Regions from separate parts of the Homo sapiens genome. Here region 2 is linked to region 1. Evidence: chromatin contacts called from ENCODE Hi-C or POLR2A ChIA-PET data. All regions are on one chromosome and are shown on one strand. The core of a region is the stretch at or near the end of the contact, and the rest is flanking DNA. Distances in the headings are between cores, read along the strand shown. Region 1 overlaps SMYD2 (SET and MYND domain containing 2). Region 2 overlaps PTPN14 (protein tyrosine phosphatase non-receptor type 14).

Region 1 (6,071 bases), core at 2,542-5,041:
TTTTACAGAGATGCTGGAGTGACGTGTGCAATTTGAAATATTCAAATCCTTTAAGGTTTCTGAACTAAGTGTTTAAATGAAAACTGAAATGCTGCATAGTTTCAGTGGCTTTCAATTTCCTGTTTGATCTCAGAAATATATGGATGATCTTTGCCGTGAGCTACTTCCATGATTGCAATGGCCTAGGAAAAAGCAAGACAAACAATGAGAGCCTAGAAGCCAATCTCCTCACACCTCCACCCAGGGTAACTTTAAGTTGGATCTCTCTGCTTTAAGGCACAGGATGCAAACTGGCCATTAGAGCCTATGTTCTCCACCAGGACCTGTTTTTATTTTAATTTATTTATTTATTTTGAGACGGAGTCTCGCTCTGTCGCCCAGGCTGGAGTGCAGTGGTGCGATCTCCGCTCACTGCAAGCTCCGCATCCCGGGTTCACGCCATTCTCCTGCCTCAGCTTCCCGAGTAGCTGGGACCACAGGCGCCCACCACCATGCCTGGCTAATTTTTTGTATTTTTAGTAGACACGGGGTTTCACTGTGTTAGCCAGGATGGTCTCGATCTCCTGACCTCGTGATCCGCCCGCCTTGGCCTCTCAAAGTGCTGGGATTACAGGCATGAGCCACCGTGCCTGGCCTTGGTTTTTTTTTAAAAAAGGAGAAGACCATCTGGTAGCTAACTCATCCAGTGTCTACTGCTAGGTAAAACATTCTGCAAAAATATCCAGCTGGAGAAACGATGTCATGAAACTGATTTCATGACATTCTCTTGCCCCAAGATTCTAGATCTTTCAGTAAAACATGCTTTAAGGACTAATTTTTTTGATTATGTTCAACCCAGAAAATAGGTGATGCTGGTAAAGTCCATAGTGAATTTTATATCAAAGCTATTTTGATTTTTAGTTGACATTACTAACCTGCAAGACGTAGCTAAACTATTTTTCCCTTTCGAAAAGCATACTCTTTCCTTTTAATACATATTCTAAAAACTTAAAAGAAAGGTAGCAGGTTTCATTGAGGGATGCTAGAGAATGTACTTAAGGTTTCTTTATAGTGAGGCAATGTAACATGGTCAAGTTTCCAGTGGTTTAATCATTTCCTAGCTGTGTGGCCTTGGGTAATTTACTTAACCACTCTGTGCCTCATTTTCCTGAACTGTAAAACTGGAATAATACCTACCTCTCAGGGTTGTTAATTCAGATACAGTGTTTCGAACAGCGCCTGGCATACAGGAAGTTTATATCAAATGTCATCTCTAAGAATGTATTTGCTCTTTTGTATTCAGCCAAATTACTCAGAGAAAAAAGTATTCCCCCAGAGAATTTTTAATGGCCTGTGACTATGACAGGCATTCCTATCTATTATATATTCTCCTCCTAGATCTCAAGCCAAGAGGAGGCAGGCCAAGTAACAGTGCAAGCCTTCGGAAATCACCTGTTCCAGGTGCCGACTCTGCCCAGGCATTCATTTCAAGACTCATGTTCCTTGCTCAGATCTGCTCCAGCTTTCATTGATCTATTACTTAATCACCTGACACACTTTGCAGTTGTGACCCAAATGGCTAATTCTCAGAAGACAAATTCCATGGTTTAAAACAGAAAATTTTGTTCTGTGCTCCCTTCCAGCCTGGCTGTGCCCTGACCCTTCTATTTGGGATGTGGGCCTTATTCCATCTTCGCAAATAGTCTATTGGGAAACTTTGGAGAAGGTGAAAGATTAGGCCTGCAGGCCCTGTCCATGGCCCCAGCATTTTATAAAGTTTCTTACAGGAGTAAATGGACTATCCCCTAAATTACACTGTATTGACTGTGAATTCCACATCACAAACAATGAGAATCAATACTCAGGATGATGACTCTGACCTCCCATGATGTGAGGGTCGGGGCCTGGCTCCTGGGCAGCACAGGGCCGCCATCAAACCAAAGGCGAATGCTGCCCAGGGTTCTGGCTCCCCACCAGTTTCATCACAGCTTGAGTGGGAGGAGCCGAAGCTTTCAATTTAGACCCTCATTTGAATGAAGGCCCCACCATGTACCCTAGGCTATTACTCACTTAAACCTGCTTGAACCTCACTTTCTTCATCAGGAAAGCCTCTCGGTTTTGTGAGAATTCAAAGGAAAAGCACACGAGGGTCTTGGTATGTAACTGGTCCTCAATGAACTGAGAGGATGATTAAGTGCATTTTAGAAACAGCAAATGCGCAATTCTAACATCCTAACCCTAACTCTCCATATCCTACCTCCTTGATTTCACAACTGGGGATCATCATTCTGAAAATCCCAAAGGTCAAACAAATGGAGAATTCCTCCAGGCACAGGCTGGGCCTGTGATCACGGCCAGCCCTCTGGATGTGGGCACCCATTCCCTTTGAGGGAGGCCTGGACACAAACACAGCAGAGGTGCACTCTCTCACTCCCCCCTCACCTGCAGGACCCACCCCCGCTGCTCCCACGGCAAGAGGGTGGGTGAGAGCTGCTCACCCTCCACTGCTTCAGCCATTCAGCCTGGTGAGGCATGAAGGAGGTGCGCTAAGGAGGCCATCTGGCCACTGGGAATCCTAAGGCCGAGTTACAGACATACCTTCTTCAGGGCTTTCTCCCCTGCGGCTTTGTGTTCCAGGCCCATGTAGAGTCTCCCTAGCTTCAACCACATGGAGGCCACGTTGAGGGAGTACAAAGGATAGTGCTTACTAGAACAAGAGAAGAGACAACAGGCCACCATGTCAGCGGCTACTGAGCCGCCCCACAGGCTGGGTGCAGTAAGCCGGAGGCTGCCATGCTTAGGGCCAACCTCTGCCCACCAGCGGCCTCTCCAAATCCCACCAGGGTTTGGGTGGAGAGCGTGGATGCTGCCACCCTGCCGAATCATTGCAGATGTTGTTCATTATTTGTAGTTTGTGTGTTTCTGAAAAGCTACGTAACAACTGCAGGAGAAATCCTATTCAAAAGCATTTGTAAACACAATCTTCAATCCCAGTCCAGATTTTTATATTTCAGACATACCCAGAGGAAGACCCTGGGAAAACAGCTTGTGAAGTAAATGTCCCATTTATGAAGGCAGCAATTAGGCCTATCACCTTAGGTACTCAGACATACAGCCACCCACCCAACCCCCACCCACCCCAATGTGTCTTAAGACCCCAGCTTTCTGTCACACTATGATATGGGTTGGTTTAGCAAAACAGTTAAGTGCTCTGAAGTCAGAACACTTCCTGTGTCTTCTGGATGTTCTTTCCCCATTGTCCAGCAGGGGCTTTAGATACAGCAAGTGTTCTCTCCGGCTGTACCTGAAGACTGACTGATGGGGTCTGCCTGGGAAACAGCCATTTCCCTAAGAACAGGGCCCAGAGGCAGCTGGTGGGTGAGCCAGTGTGTGTGTTTACATGTGTGTAAGAGGTGTTTATTTAAAGGCTAGGCTGTTCCACCCTGTGTCTCCTGAAAGTCAGTCCAAAAAGACATGTTCTAGCTGTATTCCTGGGTAGGAGGCAGCCCTGGGACCCACGGCCCCACAGAAGACCAGAGCTGGGCTTCCGGGAGGGGCTCACGCAGATAAAGATGGGTCTAGCAGAGCAAGGCCCTGCTGGGAGAACCACAGGGCTGGGATGCTGTCTGTCTGCTCCTCTCTCCCTACAGATCTCACACAGAGAACTGCGCATGAGGCCAGTGCACTTCCTCACACACTCTAGGAGAAAAGGAAGGTTTGAGTTTATCCCCAATTTAACAAATTCTGTTTCCAAGAGCAGATTTTAAGAGCTGGCTTCCTTTGGGCTCCCCCTGCTGGCTAATCAGGGCACAGTGGGGTAAGTAGAGGGTGGAGTGGGCAGTGGACATTCAGACCAGACACAACCTTCACAGACCCTAATCTCGGAAGTGGAAGGAGACTGAGGGCTTCTCAAACTCCTGAGAAACACCTGGGATGCTTCCAGAACACAGATTTCTGGGTCTAATGCCCAGCGACCCTGATTCACTTGGCCCACTTGGTGTTGGACGTACCCTGTAAATGCATAATATCAGTGCCTTTAAAAAGAGCTCCAGTGATCCCATCTAGGCCACCTCAGCCCTGAAGTGTCTAGTCCGAGTCAGAGGACAAAGCCACAACTTCCGTCTGTCACCCACTTTTAGGTTTAGTAACCCTCTCAGGCAGGAAATCTCTCCAGGGCTAATATTCATTATTACTACAAATTAAAAAGCAATTTTTGTTTCTTTTTTCCAAACCTGGGGTGGGGAGATTAGATAACCACGGTCAACCCACTGGTCCCAGAGCTTCCCCATTTGCAAACTGGGGCTGTAATTTGAAAAAGCAAAAGAAGGGGATGGTGTGAGTAATGATGAAAACCAGGGTTTCTGAGACCACCACTTAGTAATTAAACTTGGAAGCAGTGGGTGGGAAAAGAAGCAAACTAGTGGCTTCTCAAAACTAGCCTGAGTTAACTACTATGGATATGGCCCTGGATGGACCTGGGAGGGATCTTGCCCCAGTATCCGCTGCATAACCTCAACCTGTCTCCTTGGGATGATGGTGAGAACAGGCCTGACTCGGGAGCAGTGCCCTGCACCAGCACCTCCAGATGTGGGTGCAGAGAAGAGGCAGCTGCGCTAGGCAAGTCTCAGCAATGGGCAGGAAGATGACACTATCGTATACATTCTAAACAACCAAATTCCACTCCGTGGATGATTAGAACAGCCTCTGCAATCACCTGTAGGGCTTAATGATTTTCTGTCCATATTGCAGGGCTCCTTCCCAGTCCTGCATGTACAAGCAGACACCCATGGCCTGGTACATCATGTGCAACATGTACACGTTACTGTCCTCAAACACAGAGCTCATCTTCTCCTGGCTGAGCTCGCAGATCTCCAGCAGCTCACTAGGGGGTGCTGTGGAGTCAAGGAAAGGGCCACCGGGCCCAAGCTGCCTGGAGGCTTCCCCAGGCTGGGTTCAAGGAGTTATTTCGTCCACTCCACTCTCACCCTTACCCCATGAAAAAGTAACTTACAGAAAGCCAAGCAAAAGTGAAAGGAATTACATTTCTCCAGAAAAAACAAATGAAGAAAACCTGAAGGTCGGAACCGCTCAACTCAAGAATTTTAGCCGCAGGGTCCAGACCCCTAGTTCTGATGTAAACAATGTTGATTAAAATCACGATTCTAATCAAATTCAAATCCTCACCCAAGTTGGAACCCTGAGCACGACTCCCACTGTGGCAAAGTTCTTTCTTATGCTGAGAAACAATGTGCCTTTCTCTCATTTCCTCTCACTGGTTTTAAATTCTACCCTTTAGAGTACAAATCGAATCCCTTTTCAACTCCCAAGAAAATGCTACAATACAATGGTTAAGAATATGGATTCTGATAGAGCTGGGACAAAATCCTAGATCCTATCACCATCAGCTGTGTCCTTTGGGCAAATTACTTAATATCTATCAGGCTGTTTCCTCATCTGCTGCATGGGAATGAGCAGAGTCCCTGCTCAGAGTGTGCCAGTGAGGAGAGCTGAAATAAGCAAGGCCCTTGGCACTGTGCCCTGCCCAAAGTAAAATACCCAAAGCACAAGGCCATCAAGGCTCTGTCCTTCATGGTCCTCCACCACATGGGGCTCCCAGCCAAACTAGCCAAAATAAGGGGAAATAAAATCATACAACTCCAACAGGATGGACACCACATTGTGGGTGGTCAGTACGCCTTTACACATTTACTAGGAGACATTCCTCCTTTGGTTTTCAGAATCTTAAATCCATCCTTCTCCTGCTCCCTCTTTCCAACTTCCCACCTTGCCTTGTTGGCGAGGGATAATAAGCTATCAGGGCAGTTGTAAAGGATATATTTATAGTGCTTGGCCCTCCGGAACTCTTCAATGACGTTGCGTGCATATCTGACCATGTCTCGGATGGCTTCTGCCTTTGGGGGATCGCTGAGCTTCCGGATTTCCACCTTGGCCTTATCCTGAAGGAAACGTCCACAAGGGCAAGGCGTTACCGCCCATGGAAACCACACTGATAGGGAAACCTCTCATATAATACACATTCCCACACAGCGGTCGACACTGGCCCATTCCAAGGTTACAAAAGAATGAAAGGA
Region 2 (6,071 bases), core at 909-3,408, 54 kb before region 1:
TGCCAAGAAAAGGAAAAATATTTTTAAATTGCAACTCAAAAATCAGCCAAAGGGAGACTTGGGAATATAGCACCTTTTCTTTGGTAGGCCCGAACTGCTTTCTTAGATTGATTTCAGTTCTTCATTTCTTCTGTCTTGATTCCTTTTAATTCTTGGATCCCTTTTTTTTTATTACCCCTTTGAAGATCAAGCATTGTTTGTGGCAAAGAAAATGATAGGTGAGTTATTCACCCAGCTTCAAGCTCTTGGCCAGTGCGTTTCTTCCATTGAGGGATGCTGAGAAAGTGTGACCCCTGCTGGATTTGGGTTTCTTGGTTTGATCTGAGATTCTTCTCTCAAAATAGTAACCTTTAAAATCTATAAGGCTAATAGAAATATAAGAGATTGGCTGGGCACGGTAGCTCACACCTGTAATCCCAGCACTTTGGGAGGCCAAGGTGGGTGGATCACTTGAGGTCAAGAGTTCAAGACCAGCCTGGCCAACATGGTGAAACCCCGTCTCTACTAAAAATACAAAAACTAGAAGGGCCTGGTGGCACAGCGTCTGTAATCCCAGCTACTAGGGAGGCTGAGGCATGAGAATCTCTTGAACCCGGGAGGCGGAGGTTGCAGTGAGCCGAGATTGTGCCACTGCACTCCAGCCTGGGCAATAGAGTGAGACAATGTCTCAGAAAATAAAAAAAAAAAGAAAAAAGAAATATGAGAGATTATCCTGTTCGGTGGCTTACAAACGTAAGCGTTTTGAGGGTTTTTTCCCCCGCAAATCAAAACTCTTATTTCAAACAAATTCTTACCTGGAACCTCAGTACATAAATAAAATGGAGAATGCTTGAGGTAGGGGAAGAGAGGAGCTTGATTTGACTGACGGGAAACTGAGACCGACTGAGGTTAAATGGCTTGCTCTAGATTACATTAGTGCATAACCGTCTTTCCTTTGTTGGTTCACCAAATATTTAATCCATTGAAGTTTTTTTGTTTTGTTTTGTTTTGTTTTTTTCTCTGAAAACTTGTCCCTCTTCCGCAGCATGAAGTTATTCAGGTTCAGTCTAAATAGCCATCTTTAACAGACTGTGGAAGATTCTGCACTGCGGTGGTGGGTAGACAGGGCCCTTTGCACACTTGGTTCTGCAATGGGGAAGGTCAGCAAGTGGTCTTGACAGCTACACACTCATTGTTGTGGGCCACATTTTAGATATTTAAATAGATTCACCCTGGGCTCAGCTTAACACTAACCCTGTTCCTATTTAAGGTTGATGTGGAGCTGTGAACTGGGGTCTCAGGCACAGCTATGTTGATGTGTAGGAGCTTGTGAATGGAATTTTGAGAACAAAACAGGTGTCCCCCTTATTCTCATTTCTGAGATGGGTTATAATAATTTACTTTCTCTTTCTTTCTTTCTTTCTTTTTTTTTTTTTTTTTGACGGAGTCTTGCTCTGTCGCCAGGCTGGAGTGCGGTAGCATGATCTTGGCTTACTGCAACCTCCGCCGCCCAGGTTCAACGACTCTCACGCCTCAGCCTCCCAAGTAGCTGGGACTACAGGTGCATGTCGCCACGCCCAGATAATTTTTTTCTTTTTTTCTTGGAGACGAAGTCTCAATCTGTTGCCCAACCTGAAGTGCAGTGGCACGATCATGGCTCACTGCAACCTCCAAGTCCCAGGTTCAAGTGATTCTCCTGCCTCAGCTCGCGAGTAGCTCGGACTACAGGCATGCGCCACCATGCCTGGCTAATTTTTGTATTTTTAATAGAAATGGCATTTCAATGTGTTGCCCAGGCTGGTCTTGAACTCCTGAGCTCAGTCAATCTGCCTGCCTTGAATAATTTACCTTTTCTAAAAGTTATTCTTGTGAAAGAAGGCATAGAGAACTTTGCAAATATATTAGAACATAGATAGTAAATGGTTACATTTAGTCTTTGATGGTGACCTCTTTCTCTTTCTGATCTTGAACCAACTTCATTTCTCCCTTACTGTTTCTCCAGTTCCAAACTTAGTGATGAGATGGGAGTGCAGACGGGTAGAAGAAGGTTGAGTCAAAGGGGTGGCAGGGACAGCAGCTGCCACGAGCCTCCCTTACAACGTGGCGGGACTGCCGTGTGCCTGGGCCGGCTGTGTGAGTCACCAGCCGTGTCTGCCCAGGCCTCCCCACCTCCTCTGTGTTCTCTGTTTCAGCCCAGGCAGCAGCCGTACATCCTGCCTCCCGTTCACGTCCAGTGTGGTGAGCACTACTCGGAAACGCACACCTCGCAAGGTAACTCTGGCTTGCCGTTCTCCCTTCTTAAGACAAAAAGTTGAATACCAGTAAGCAGTAAAGAAGGCTTTAAAAAAAAGATGACAGGGATGCTTTCTTTTCAACTTTGTCATCGTCTGAATGACAGTAGCTAACAGCTTCAGTTTGTGGAAGGCCTAGACTGTCAGTTACCTCTGATCAAAAAATTTCCCCAGTATTGGCTGCTCAGGGAGTCGGGGCCAAGGCAGCGAGCAAGTCCTTTTCTCCTCCCTTTCCTAAGGGAGCTTAGAGAAGAGAGTATGACAGCTCAGCCCAAGCGAATGCACTTCACCTTCATTGCCAGTATCAGAAAGCTCGTGGCAGTCACTCAGCTTTTCATGGTGACGTAGAACACGGGCATGCAGAATAATTGGAAGAAATAAACAAAGTCAGCCTTTTCTTTTAGCTGTTTTTCTCATCTCTTTCTCCAGCCCCTTTCTTGGTACACTTGCTTTTTTCTTCTCTGAGTAAGGTAAATCTGTTTTATTCCTCTCTTTCTCCCAAAACATCTCCCATGCAAAATGTGTGAAAAAGCTTCTTCTGCTAGTAATGACTCCATGATAACAACTAACATTCATAGAGCAATTGTGGTATTGCTGTAAGTACTTGCTATATATTGTCTTATGTCATCCTTAAAATAAACCTATAGGTACTATTATTATTTCTATTTTACAGTTATAGAAATTGGAATACAGAGAGATTAATGATGGAACTTATATATGAAAATCGGTAACTTGTAATCGTTATGCTAACTGCATTTCAAAAAGAGAGATGGTAGAAAACCGTGGATGTTGGAAATGTAGTAAATGGATAATATAGTTTCTACGTTATCAACTCCTGGCCATTTTGAATCCTCTGCTGTCTGAAAGTGTGAGCATGAAAACCAAGACAATCAAGACTATTTAATTTAATAAAAATAGTACTTTTTATAAGGAGACTGGCAAAGTTACCACATTTCTATGGGAAGGCGCCAAACCCCATGGGAGGTGGATAAATTGCGGCACATTTGTCTCTGTGTTCCCCCTGTTTTTTGTGCCTGTCTCATCTGATCAGATCTCTTTCCACATTCTTCCTCTTCAGACAGTTGAATGTCTTCAGTCACCTTTTCTGTTTTTCACCTTCTCTGATTTTCTGTTTCTCTGTTTTGCTCATGTTTAAATCTGTAGTGTGAAAATGAATATATTTTGGCCACAGAAAGGCAAGAGGTTGCCTTCCTTGGGGTGTGTGTGTGTGTAAGAGAACACCAGACACCTGATTGTAGAAATCAATCAGGTTGGGCCTGATTGTAGAAATCAATCAGGTTGGGCCTGATTGTAGAAATCAATCAGGTTGGGCCTGATTGTAGAAATCTGCTTTTTCTCTCTTTAGGTACCTCTTTAAACTATAATTAATTTTTACTTGAATTGACCTAAGTGATGAAACCAGATCTAGAGGGGATTTGGGGAATTACCAAAAAGAACTCTTGATTCTAATTTTGCCCTTTATTGCTGCTCAGGATGAACTAGCTGTGCGGACACCCTGGCTACATCATTTGTTTTGTGTCTTTAGAATGCCCTGCAGTCCCCTGGGTGAAGGGGCTTTTTCCATTGCCGTCAGGAAGAGCAGCTCTGAGCACTTAGTAATTGAAATCTATTGCCCTATTAAAGTTCTTGACTGTCTTGTCTAAATATTCAGTCCTATTGCCGAGCCCTGCACAAGAGGACAGGCCTCCCCAACTGGAGGGCTGTTGTTGGTGCCTGATTTCAAAGCTTATGGCAAAATTGAGAACTTCCTCAAGCGACACTTACTCCAAATGTGTGCATGCCTTCTTCCATTAGGTTCCCTTTTTCTTTTCAGTATGTCTTAAGGTGTTCTTTCTGTATGTTGGCATTTCATCCAAGATAGTATCTGTTATTCTATAGAACATGTGGGTGGAGACCATGGGATTTCACTTTTTATGATTTGTTTAAATTAAAAGTCACCTCATGAGTATGAGGATGTACTTTGTTGTGGCAGGATGGCTTGGAGGTTCACGTGCCTTTGTTTGACTTCTTGTAGACAGCATTTTTCATGGGAATGAAGAAGCCTTGTATTGCAACTCTCACAACAGCCTGGACTTAAATTATTTAAATGGCACTGTCACCAATGGCAGCGTGTGTAGCGTTCACAGCGTCAACTCCCTCAACTGCTCGCAAAGTTTCATCCAGGCCTCCCCTGTATCCTCCAACCTCAGTATCCCTGGGAGTGACATCATGCGGGCCGACTACATCCCGAGCCACCGGCACAGCGCGATCATCGTGCCCTCGTACAGGCCAACCCCCGATTATGAGACAGTCATGCGCCAGATGAAGAGGGGGATCCTGCATACAGACAGCCAGAGCCAGTCTCTGAGAAACCTCAACATTATCAACACCCATGCCTACAACCAGCCAGAGGATCTGGTGTACAGCCAACCGGAGATGCGGGAGAGGCACCCCTACACTGTCCCTTATGGGCCACAGGGGGTCTACAGCAACAAACTTGTCAGTCCATCTGACCAGAGGAACCCAAAGAATAATGTGGTACCAAGCAAGCCGGGGGCAAGCGCCATCTCGCACACGGTGAGCACCCCAGAGCTGGCCAACATGCAGCTGCAGGGCAGCCATAACTACAGCACGGCCCACATGCTTAAGAACTATCTCTTCAGGCCACCGCCCCCCTACCCACGGCCACGACCTGCCACCAGCACCCCAGACCTGGCCAGCCACCGCCACAAGTACGTCAGCGGCAGCAGCCCGGACCTGGTGACCCGGAAGGTGCAGCTCTCGGTGAAGACCTTCCAAGAGGACAGCTCTCCGGTGGTTCATCAGTCTCTCCAGGAGGTGAGCGAGCCCCTCACGGCCACCAAGCACCACGGCACTGTGAACAAGCGCCACAGCCTGGAGGTGATGAACAGCATGGTGCGGGGCATGGAGGCCATGACGCTCAAGTCGCTCCACCTCCCCATGGCTCGCCGCAACACGCTCCGGGAGCAGGGACCGCCCGAGGAGGGGTCAGGCAGCCACGAGGTCCCCCAGCTCCCTCAGTATCACCACAAGAAGACCTTCTCTGATGCCACTATGCTAATCCACAGCAGCGAGAGTGAGGAGGAGGAGGAGGAGGCTCCAGAATCGGTGCCCCAGATCCCCATGCTCCGGGAGAAGATGGAGTACAGTGCCCAGCTGCAGGCGGCCCTGGCCCGCATCCCCAACAAGCCCCCGCCTGAGTACCCCGGTCCAAGGAAGAGTGTGAGCAATGGGGCTCTGAGGCAGGACCAAGCCAGCCTTCCTCCCGCCATGGCCAGAGCCAGGGTGCTGAGGCATGGGCCAGCCAAGGCCATCAGCATGTCTCGGACTGACCCGCCGGCTGTCAACGGGGCCTCTCTCGGCCCATCCATCTCGGAACCCGACCTGACTAGTGTGAAGGAGCGGGTCAAAAAAGAGCCTGTGAAGGAGAGACCTGTGTCTGAAATGTTTTCCCTGGAAGACAGCATTATAGAGAGAGAGATGATGATCAGGGTGAGTGTCCTCCTCTCCCAGGGCATTTTCCAGTGTGAAAGCACATGCTTCAGGCACTGAGCAAGGGGCAGGGCTTATGCAGGGAACGTGGTAGGTTTTTAAGGAATCATTGAGCATTTAAAAGGTAGTACTTTATTACACAAAATGTTGAGTTTTTGCCCTTTCAGATAAATCTTCCATTCTCATTTGTGGCTTCTAACAGGTGTACTTGGTACGTTATTGAGGCCAGTGCCTCAGCCAGCATTTTGCTGTTTATTCAAAGCTCAGACTTCCAATTGGGTAAGCTGG

Evidence for each region. Hi-C counts contacts between places; a loop is a spot of excess contacts on that map. ChIA-PET counts read pairs that join two places held with the same protein, here RNA polymerase II (POLR2A). Pooled maps may share reads with other maps.
Region 2: a loop to region 1 is called in a map of gastrocnemius medialis, with 6 times the contacts of the local background. The contact joins two enhancer-like sites. A Hi-C loop is called at or near these places in 9 of 168 maps with a recorded cell type or tissue (PC-9, cardiac septum, esophagus muscularis mucosa and 6 more), 1 of 37 single-sample maps with no recorded cell type and 11 of 50 pooled maps. POLR2A ChIA-PET finds 5 or more read pairs at or near these places in 4 of 52 experiments (OCI-LY7, T-cell, activated naive CD4-positive, alpha-beta T cell and 1 more).

Annotation. Positions count from the first base shown.
Region 1 is chr1:214,330,815-214,336,885 of GRCh38, reverse strand. It overlaps SMYD2 (SET and MYND domain containing 2), which reads right to left. Exons shown (of 12, transcript NM_020197.3): 9 at 5,816-5,936; 10 at 4,694-4,868; 11 at 2,578-2,686; 12 at 1-182. The coding sequence ends at 102. Among named protein-coding and RNA genes, the nearest start is that of SMYD2, 53 kb to the right of the region's middle. Within about 2 kb of position 3,791, at least 7 of the 41 ENCODE cell types and tissues checked have a DNase peak (open chromatin) inside an H3K27ac peak, as active enhancers do.
Region 2 is chr1:214,383,023-214,389,093 of GRCh38, reverse strand. It overlaps PTPN14 (protein tyrosine phosphatase non-receptor type 14), which reads left to right. Exons shown (of 19, transcript NM_005401.5): 12 at 2,172-2,250; 13 at 4,306-5,783. Among named protein-coding and RNA genes, the nearest start is that of SMYD2, 100 kb to the right of the region's middle. Within about 2 kb of position 2,158, at least 2 of the 41 ENCODE cell types and tissues checked have a DNase peak (open chromatin) inside an H3K27ac peak, as active enhancers do.